Regions from separate parts of the Homo sapiens genome. Here region 1 is linked to region 2. A link is an interaction called in ENCODE POLR2A ChIA-PET data of the cell type or tissue named here. Cell type or tissue: MCF 10A. All regions are shown on one strand.

Region 1 (5,000 bases), 140 kb before region 2:
ACCACATAGCTGCCATATCCTGAGAGGAAAAAACCTCTATCTTGTTTAAAGCACCTTTTTGTGGGGGAAGAGGGAATACAGGGACCTTTGCGATGCTGCCAAACCTAATGCTAACAAACACAGAAGGAAATCGGTCAAAATAGAAAAATAAGACAAGACTCAGAGGAGAGGTGGTTTCATGGCTTGTTCTTTATCTTCTGCTAACTGTACTTTTGAATAGGCTTTACATTTTTTATTTAAAAAAACCTTTTACTTCCTAGACTTTAAACAGAGATTCTCAAATGTTACCCACAAACAACTGTTGGTCCACAGATCAAGTTAAAACGCAGAGACAACATGTATACTCTATGAGGTGGCCCACCAGAGTGGATAAAGAATTCACTAGAAGCTTGCCAACGACACTACTGAGCGCAGACAGTTACTACACTGTTGTCATCAGTACTGCCACTGCCAGTTTGGATCACAAACAAGACTGTATGATCCCACAGTCTCTTGGCGCTGGACTATGGATGAGAAAGACCAAAAACAATTTGCAGACTAAATGGAAATCTCTGTTGTCACTCCCTTTTCCCAATTTTTTTTTCCATGCATTCCCCAGAGCTCAGTGCCATACTTTTCCTCCTGTATAACTGGATCATCTGTGAGGAGAAAAAGAAGAAAAAAAATCTCAAAGGACAGTAGTACCCTTAGATGAAATTCTTTTTTTTACATTTGTAAGCATGAAGGTTCTTTTGAGAATTGCTTTCCTTAATACACTGTCTGATGTTACTAGGTTACTAACTTAAGCGACCTTTTGAGATCTAAAAAGTTTTCAGATTTGCTCAACAGAACAAATAAAAACCAAAACTTGAGTTAGGGGTAGATTTTAGATTTTTGGCCCTAATAATAGCCTGAAATATTTAGTTACCATTGAAAAAACAAAACAAAACATATATTAGCATGTTACAGAAAGACAGTGTTCTGGTTAGTCACAAATTCTACCTTACAGATTTATCGCAGGTACCACACACTGCAAAACAACCATACCCTTCCTTTTTTCCTTAACTAATCAGTAATTTGGCATATCGGTTTTTAAGTTGCTGTGTTTTCTAACTTGGTTTCTCTCTTACTAGTCTCTCCCTAATGTCATTTAACGTCTCTTAGTTTATAGCGTTAGTGATTGTTTTGCATTCTTGCCTGCTGATTTTCCTGTGAAAAGCTATTCTCTGCCTCCCTCCCTCAACTCGGTCTGCCCTGTAGTCTCAGGCTGCTTCTGCATTGCTATCAGTTAAGATCCATTCTAGGGGATGACCTCAAGCGCCTTTTCTTCATATTTGTTTCAGCTCTTTGGAGGGCTGATTATAGGATTTGCTTCCTGCTCTCAGAACAAACAAACAAACAAAAACAGTGCAGTACAATTAAGTTGACATTTTACTTAACAATGTAATAGGAAAGTTAAGTAAATTGTTGGAAAAAAAAAACTCTGAAATAAACCTGCTATTTAATTCACATCAATAACTCAAACATTTCTTTTGTATTATTTTTTAAAATTCTAATTCTCAAAACTATTCTACTAAAACCTCTAATCACTTGGGTTATCTCTCCTTTTCTTTTAAATACACTAAACAGTTACACATGTTTGTCTTTATTACCCATAATGCAACTAAAAGATAAATTTTTTGCAGATGTCATTTCTCCACTTGAGCTTTAGAGAATTTAAGAATTAAGTTCATCCATGAGCAGTCTTTTTCAAACACACATTACAGTCTAGTCTCAAGCTTCCTTCTTGAGACCCTAACCATAAATTCAAGAGGAATAACTAAAATTTTTTAAAGATGTATTTAAACTAAACATACCAAAGAATATATACTTTTTAATGAATACAAGATTATTTTACAGGTTTAGACTACATTTAATGTAAATAATGTTAATTATGAATGAAAATGATGTAAAATTATTTTCCTAATGGTACTGCACATAATGCTATCTCATTGCACAAGAAAAATCAGAGCAGTTAACAGTTTTGCATTTTGCTGTGCTGTTAACTGCAGTAGTGCTCTCTATACATGTTAAGTGCTTGGCTATCAAAAAAAAAAAAAAAGAACAGCAAAGCAGTCTTAAAAGATGAAACCTTTATCTGCTAGAGCAAAGTTTATGGTTTCATTATAAAGAACCCTAATCTGAAGAGTTATCGAAAAGAAAAGAAGAAGAGAAAGGGAGAGAAATAATTTTTAAAATAGGTATTGTTTTTATTTTTTTAAGGAAAGCTTTTTTAAAAAAACTAAATGTGCTATGTTGATCTTGTTTTGAGTTTTGAATCTACAAATCAACTTAAAAAGACACTTTAGGGACCACTGAGGAAATATGATTATGAACTGGGTTACAGATGCTACTAAGCAATCACTGTTAATTAGGAATGTTAACAGCATTGTGGTCATATTCAAAATGTTCTCATTTTAAAGGATCTATACTGAAGAATGTTAGAGGTAAAATGACATGATGTCTTCCATTGCTTTAAAATACTTGGGCTTAAGAGCAGGGGAGTGAGGTTAGATTGAGAGGTGGAACACAAGTGGGAAAATGTGTTTGCTGAATCTGGAGAATGGATACAGGTTTAAGAGGGCTCGTTTCACTGTTCTGTCTACTTTTATATATGTTAGAATTTCTCGAAATATGATGTTAAAACAAAGAAGTAACTTTTAAACGTGTTTCAGATAGCTAAACGCTAAATTAGGATTTAACATCTTACTTTGGATTTAACATCTTACTTTGGCAGGCCAAATACTGCATACACTGGTGTTCTGTGAACAAAAGCAAGGCATATAGTAGACATTTGTTCACTTAACAAATTTGTTAACTGCCCTACTATATGCCAAGCATTTTACCAGACCATATGAGAACAAAGATGAGTTAGACAACATCACTGTCCTTAGGGAGGAAATGGTCAATATAAATACCTGTAATAAATGATTCTTGGTGGTGTGAGAGAAGAGTCTAGAGAACAGTAGCCACAGACAGGAAATGGAGGGGGGAGCTGTCTGAATGCCTGCAATGCGCCGCTTGCATTACATTCACCCGTCACTGCTGCTCAAATGGGGAAGGAACTACTCATAAAGTTTTGTTTGTTTTCATACCACACCTCACTCTGGCATAAATGAGTCAGGATCTATGGTTACAGGGTTCCTCAGTGGCTTAGGCATTAGAGAGAGAATTTTATCCTAATAACAACCCTTTCAAGTGGGTTTTATCTTCATTTTCAGCTGAGGAAGCTGAAGAGTCAGAAGTTTGAGGGGTGGACCATACTAGAGGACTGGAAGGTCTGAGAAGTCACAGAATTTGAAGAGTGGTGCCAATACAAAGGAGGAGAGAGCTCTGAAAAAGGAGTCTGAGACGATGCTAACTGCCACAGAGAAAGATTACGTGACACTGGAAGCTGTTTCTGCCAAGTATTCAGCAAGCTACCATGAATGTGGAGATTAAAACACAACACTAAAACACTAGAAGGTTTTACAACCTGTGCTAAGCAAAAGGAATCAAACATTACTCAAGACTTCAGGTGAGGATATGCAAGCCTTAGTACTTCTCATTAGCCATATGCAATGCAGGTCAGATAAAAAAAACACCCAGTGTCCAAAGCAATAACAGCTATATTTCTTTTAATAGAGATATAAATTAAACAGGAGAATAAAAGCATAACAACAATTACCAAGCACTTACTGTGTGCTGAGCACTTTGATGGGCACTGTATAACAATACTCCCAACAACCCAGTAAGCCAGGTACTATTATGCACACCATCTTACAGATAGGAAAACTGACACTTTAAAAAGTTAGGTAATTTGGCCAGCGTCACATAGACTATACATGTCAAGGCCAGAATTCAAAATTAGTCAGGTCCCAGCAACTATGATGAAACCCACAAACCTGTATCCTTTACCTTGTCTACCTCTGCAATTTACATAAATTAAATCATATTATAATGTATTCTTCTGCTACCTTTTAAATCCAACATTACGTTTTTAAGACTCATCCATATTGATGTAGTTCACTAACTTTGGTGTCATAGAGCAAGGGGTGGCAAACTAGTATTTTTGTAAATAAAATTTTATGGGAATGCAGCCACTCTCATTCATTTATATATGGTTTACAGCTGCTTTTGCACTACAACGTCAAAGTTGTTGGCCTTTACAGAGACTGTACGGCCTGCAAAGGCTAAAATACTTACTATCTGGCCCTTTACAGAAAAGTCTGCCAACCTCTGCCATGGAGTAGTGCAGTGGTATACTTGACAATGTCCAACTTTTACAATTTTGTCAATGTAGCTTTAATTTGTATTTCCCTGAAAACAACTGTTTACTGGCTATTCATTTTTCTCCTAAGAAACAGCTCTTGCTTTCTTCTGCCATTAACTGTTTTCACACTTACGTATGTATGCGTACTGACATATGGGTGTGTGCATTACTGATTCTAAAAATCCTTATCCTTTGTATGCAAAATATATTCTACTTGTGTATTTGTGACTAGTCTTTACACTCTCCTTTCCATGCACACAAAACCCAAGAGATCTTAATTTTAGTACAGCCAAATTAATAAACCTTTTCCTTCAACAATTGTGCTTTTGGCTTCCAAAGCCTGAGGTCTAAAATACTCTCTAATATTTTATTCTGGAGGCTTAAGTTTTGCCTTTCACAATCTAGTCTTTAATCCATCTGAAATTGCTTTTTTTAATACAGTGTTAGTAAAAACCATTTTTTAAAATGTGGCTAAGAATCCCAACCATTTAAAACGTATTCCATTTCCTTGATTTGTAACATTAGCTCTGTCATGTATTAGCTTTCCACGTACTTAGAGTTCTGGTTTTTGCCTTAACTTCCTTCCATTATCTATTTGTCTATGCTTGTCCAAATATTATGCCATCTCAATGATTAAAGTTTTACACTATCTTAAAATCTTGTAAGACAAGTACTTGCTTCAGGAATGTCTTAGCCATTCTTGACCCTTTGTATTTCCAAATAAATTTTA
Region 2 (5,000 bases):
TGGAGATTATGAGGGCTTTAGAACTGGCCCAACCTAGGTTTGAATCCAAAACTCAATCACTATGTGACCTTGAACCTGTTCCCCTGGGCCTCAGTTTTCTTTTCTGTATGCTGGGGATAATAGCACCTACTGTGGAGTGGTTGTCAGAATTAAATGAGCTAACTTGCGTAGGACAGCCATCCCTGTGCTTGGCACTTAGGGTACCCGGGAAACATAGCAGTTGGAGGTCCTGGCCTGTTTCTCCTGTGGCTTCTGCACAGCAGGTGCTACTCCCCGTGTGGTGTGCCCTCCCCTAGGGCAGGCTGCCTGCTGGAGCTCTGGGCATACTGTCTTCCCTTGCATGCCCTGTGGCATCATCGTATGCCCTGTTGAGAGCAGAGGTGGGGAACTCAGCTGAAAGAAACTGACTTCTTCAAACTATTTTTATTATGTTTTAAGGGTATCAGCATGGAAGCCATGAGTGAGAATAAAATGGTGCCCTCTGAGTTTAGCACAGGACCTGTGGAAAAAGCTGCCAAACCTTTGCCATTTAAGGATCCCAACTTTGTGGTAAGCATCGAAGGTATTAGCTGAATAAACATCCAAATGCCACACCTCAGCCTCTGATCTTGCTGGGCCTGTAGCCAGGGTGGCACTGGCATTCTCTCCTCCCTCAGTCTCAGTTACCTCCTTCTCCCCTATGGGCAAGATGGGGACAAGAGAAGGGTTCTTTCTGTTGATCTTTTAATGTGCCATATCCCAAGGATTTGGGTGTCCTTTGTGGATTCATTAAAGGATACTGTTTGGAGGGTGGGACATTTCCATGATGATTGTTCCCCTAACCTTTTCATTGGTCTTACAATCTTAGACAAAGCTTGAAATATTTAGCTAAATGAGAAGTACTTCCTCATTAGTTTCATAAGGTAAATCCAAGCTGTTGTGCTGTGGAGTAGAACACAGGGTATTCTTCCTTTCATTCTTGAGACTGGTAATAAACTGCAGCAGTTCAGATTATACTGTTAAATTTTTTTTTAATGAATTAGTTTTGGAAATACAATATTACCAGTGTTTGCAACAGATTTTGGTATTCTTTTCCATTTTATTGTGTCATCTTTGTAGGATAAAAAAAAAAAAAAAGAGGTACCTAGAAGAGTACCCATACTGCAACTGGGGCTTTCTCAACTTTTCCAGGATCCCCAGTTTACATGGCAGAGACTTGCCCCGAGAAGGGAGTTGAGAGATGCAGTCCTGGATTTAAATCTGACTTTGTAGTAAATTTATCTTAAAGTATGAAGAAATTCATGAATGAATTCTACAAAGTTAGACCCAATAAAGGCTTTTTTTTTTACGTGCATATAAAGAAGTAGCCTTTTATTTCTACTCCAGCACAAACTAACTCAAGGGTTTTGACAATCTGAAAACTTCTTTTTTAAACTAAGATTAACATGTTAATGTGTACAGTGAAATACCTTTTAAAAAAAGTCTCAGGGGTCTTAATGATTGTTGACAGATGAGAGGTATATTACAGTTATGATTAGGCATAAATGTCAGATGTCGAAATGGTAGTCTCCATTGGTTTTTGTTTCTTCTAATCCATGCCTTCAATTCAAGCACTCTGGCCACGGTGGCGCAGTAGCTGGCAAGAAGAACAGAACCTGGAAGAACCTGAAACAAATCCTCGCTTCTGAAAGGGCATTGCCGTGGCAACTGAACGATCCTAACTGTGAGCTGTCTAGAGCCTTCCATGTGTTTGTAATGTTCAGAGTAGGAACTGTCTTATAACAACCTACATTATTGTATTGTGTTTGCATCATTGTAGGAAATAATTTTTAGCTTGAGAATTTTATAGTGGCATCAGTCTGGGCAGATTATGTGTGTATTTTCTCATAACTGTATCTGTATTGAGCCTATTTGTTTGTGTTGTCATGGATGTGTGGTTTTTAGGGTCATAGGTCCCAATATGATAATATTGGTGTTTCTACTAGACAAACTTCTTATTCAAAAGTCTACTCTTAAAATGTGTTTCCAAAAACAAGGTAGCCCAAGTATAATACCAGATTTAGGAGGGTTCCTGACAACCAGCTTAAAGGCCAGCTCTTTTATACTTTGTGAGCCAGTGTTTAGTAAATACTTCATGCTGCAGTGTGTCCAGATTTATGTAAAACACTGTTATATGTTCTGTTCAGCTTCACTGGAAAGTACAAGTTCAAAGTTCTCACCATCTCCTACTCCACTGTACTTCTTTCATGGGGGTGACTCACATGGGTGACAAGTGAGCTAGTCATTCATTCGTCTGGGTGTGGACATGAGGGTGTCAGGGTGCTCAGATCCAGTTATTGGCTCATTTGGCATTTCATCACCATCAGCCCATGTAGTGTGAGATCGTGAAAATAGCTGGTGGGCAGATGAGCTTTCCGGTGGTTCTGTGGGAATAGAGGGTCCCTGGTGACAGGGCAGGGCTAGATCTGGAGCCTGCACTTGGCCTGTGACATACTGTCTTGTTTCTGAGAATCCTCCCCTACTTCTCTAGTTAATCTCCAGAGACTTCTGTGACTACTTAATCACAAAGGAAATTTTCAGGAATATTATCAAATACTATTTTAGAAAAAAAAAGAGAAGGGATTTGAATGTTTTCAGTTCAGTTTAGTTATCTTTTTTTTTTTTTTTTCCCAGACTTCAGTATTGATGCTCCTCCATCCTTTAAGCCAGCTAAGAAGTATTCTGATGTTTCAGGTCTGCTTGTGAGTATGATTATATCTCTTATAACATTAAATGGAAAAGATTTCACAGTAATGTCTAATTAGACAAGTGTTGAATATTGATCATGGCTGGTCCTGCCTGGAGCCTGTCTACAGTGATAGGTGATAGGTTTGTGCAGTGTGTTCATTGCTGCAAACAGGCATCTGTGGGGGCAGCCTGCAGGGAGGATTGAACCAGAAAGCAGGAGACTCCAGCTTCTCTTCTTTACCTCTGCTAGTTAACTATATGAGATAACATGAAAGAAACAACTATGTATTTCTTTTTTTACTGCTGAAGTTTTAAAAACCTGCATTTTAGATGATGATTGTATTTACAAAACCATGTTTAAACTTCTCTAAACAGGTGCTTTGGCAAAGGTTGTGACATTCAAACTTATTTTTAAGCATCAGAACCCCTTTTCCAAATGAAATCTTTTACAGAATCCAATATATAACAGCCTGGAGCCCACCTTTCTGCTGTGGTCCCATGTGGATCTGGCCGCCTATCTTCCTCCCCACTCCCCACCACAGTGACTGCTCAAGTGCTTCTGGGGAACACAATTCAGAAACTGCCAGCAGAGCTGAAATAGTGGGAAGTGGGCAAGTTGCTAAAGCTCAGGAACCTCAGAACACCCCCATTTCCTTATTTGCAGAAGGTGGAACCTAAGATTCATCTTTTTTTGTTTTGTTTTGTTTTGTTTTGTTTTGTTTTCTTAAACAAATGGATGAACTTAGAGATTCTTTTAATTAGCTCTTGCATGTCAGGGTCTTAATCCTTTTTCATCTCATAAATTTGGAAAAATAATTTAAGTACTTTACATTTTAATGAAAATATGACTCCAACTTATCTAACAAATTGACCAAATTAATTATGTACGGAGGAGAATTGCCTCCTTTGTTATTATTATGTAATATCCCTGTTTGTCCCTGATAATATTCATTGTTCTGAAGTCTACTTTGTCTGAAATTAATATCGTTACCCCAGCTTTCTTTCGTTCATGTGTGGATGGTATATCTTTCTTGATCTTTTCACTTTTTTTTGAGACAGAGTCTCACTGTGTTGCCCAGGCTGGAGTGCAGTGGCACGCTCTTGGCTCACTCCAGCCTCTACCTCCTGGGTTCAAGCGATTATCCTGCCTCAGCCTCCTGAGTAGCTGGGACTACAGGCACACGCCACCATGCCTGGCTAATTTTTGTATTTTTAGTAGAGATGAGGTTTTGCCATGTTGGCCAGGCTGGTCTTGAACTCCTGACCTCAAGTGATCCTCCTGCCTTGGCCTCCCAAAGTGCTGGGATTACAGGTATGAGCCACCATACCTGGCCTATCTTTTCACTTTTAAACTATCTATATATTTAAAGTGGATTCTTGTTGAAAGCATATTGTTGAGTTGTTGGGTCTTTCTTTTTCTTTTTCTTTTGGAGGTAGAGTCTTGCTCTTTTACCCAGGCTAGAATGGAGTGGTGTGATCATAACTCACTGAAGCCTTGAACTCCTTGGCTCAAGTGATCTCCCAACATCAGCCTCTCAAAGTGCTGGGATTAAAGACGTGAGCCTCTGCACCCAGTGGATCTTGCTTTTTATCCAGTCTATCAATCTAAGAACTGTTGTCCTTAGGCTATTCATCTTTAAAGTGATTGTTGATATGGTTGTATTTAAATCTACCATCTCACTAGTTGTTATTTGTTCCATTTGTGTTGCTTATTTCCCTTTTTCTGCCTTCTCTGGATTTATTGAGCGTTTTTTAATAGACTATATTTTTCAGAACAGTTCTAGATTTATGAAAAACGGAGACAATAGTATAGAAAGTGCCCATATAACCCAAACTCAGTTTCTGCTGTTATTAACATCTATGGTATATTTGTTACAATTAATGAACCAATAGTTATATATTATTATTAACTAAAGTCTATAATTTATTCACATTTCCTTAGTTTTTACCTAAAACTATATCAAATTTAGTCATCCTGTCTCGTTAGACTCCTCTTGGCTCTGCCAGTTTCTCAGGTTGTCCTTGTTTTTAATGACCTTAACAGTTTTAAGGAGCACTAGTCAGGTATTTAGTAGAATCCTCCACTACTGGAATTCCTCTGATGTTTTCTCATGATAAAACTGGGGTTAATTGAACATTTTAAAATTCTGTTTGTTTCCTTATTATTTACACCTCTTTTACAAATTATGAATGGTTACTTTCATGTTTACAATATACATTTTAAATAACCTGAATCTATTTTCAAATATTTTGCCACTTTGTGCATAATGTGAGGGACTTCTAGTAGTGAATTT

What was found. ChIA-PET counts read pairs that join two places held together with the same protein. Peaks named below come from ENCODE experiments on the same cell type or tissue, not always from the same donor. Only the 100,000 strongest peaks of a DNase experiment are listed, where the experiment ranks them.
Region 1: POLR2A ChIA-PET joins it to region 2 with 14 read pairs; 5 of 35 experiments call an interaction of 5 or more read pairs at or near these places.

What each region holds. Positions count from the first base shown.
Region 1 is chr18:35,615,116-35,620,115 of GRCh38, reverse strand. The region is part of intron 1 of GALNT1 (polypeptide N-acetylgalactosaminyltransferase 1); the gene reads right to left. Among named protein-coding and RNA genes, the nearest start is that of MIR3975, 26 kb to the right of the region's middle. In MCF 10A, no CTCF peak of the experiment used is centred here; a DNase peak (open chromatin) is centred at 3,075.
Region 2 is chr18:35,476,002-35,481,001 of GRCh38, reverse strand. INO80C (INO80 complex subunit C) reads left to right here. Exons shown (of 5, transcript NM_194281.4): 2 at 439-549; 3 at 1,591-1,702; 4 at 2,653-2,720. Among named protein-coding and RNA genes, the nearest start is that of ZNF24TR, 11 kb to the right of the region's middle. RefSeq lists an enhancer at 1,564-2,763. In MCF 10A, no CTCF peak of the experiment used is centred here; DNase peaks (open chromatin) are centred at 1,641 and 2,281.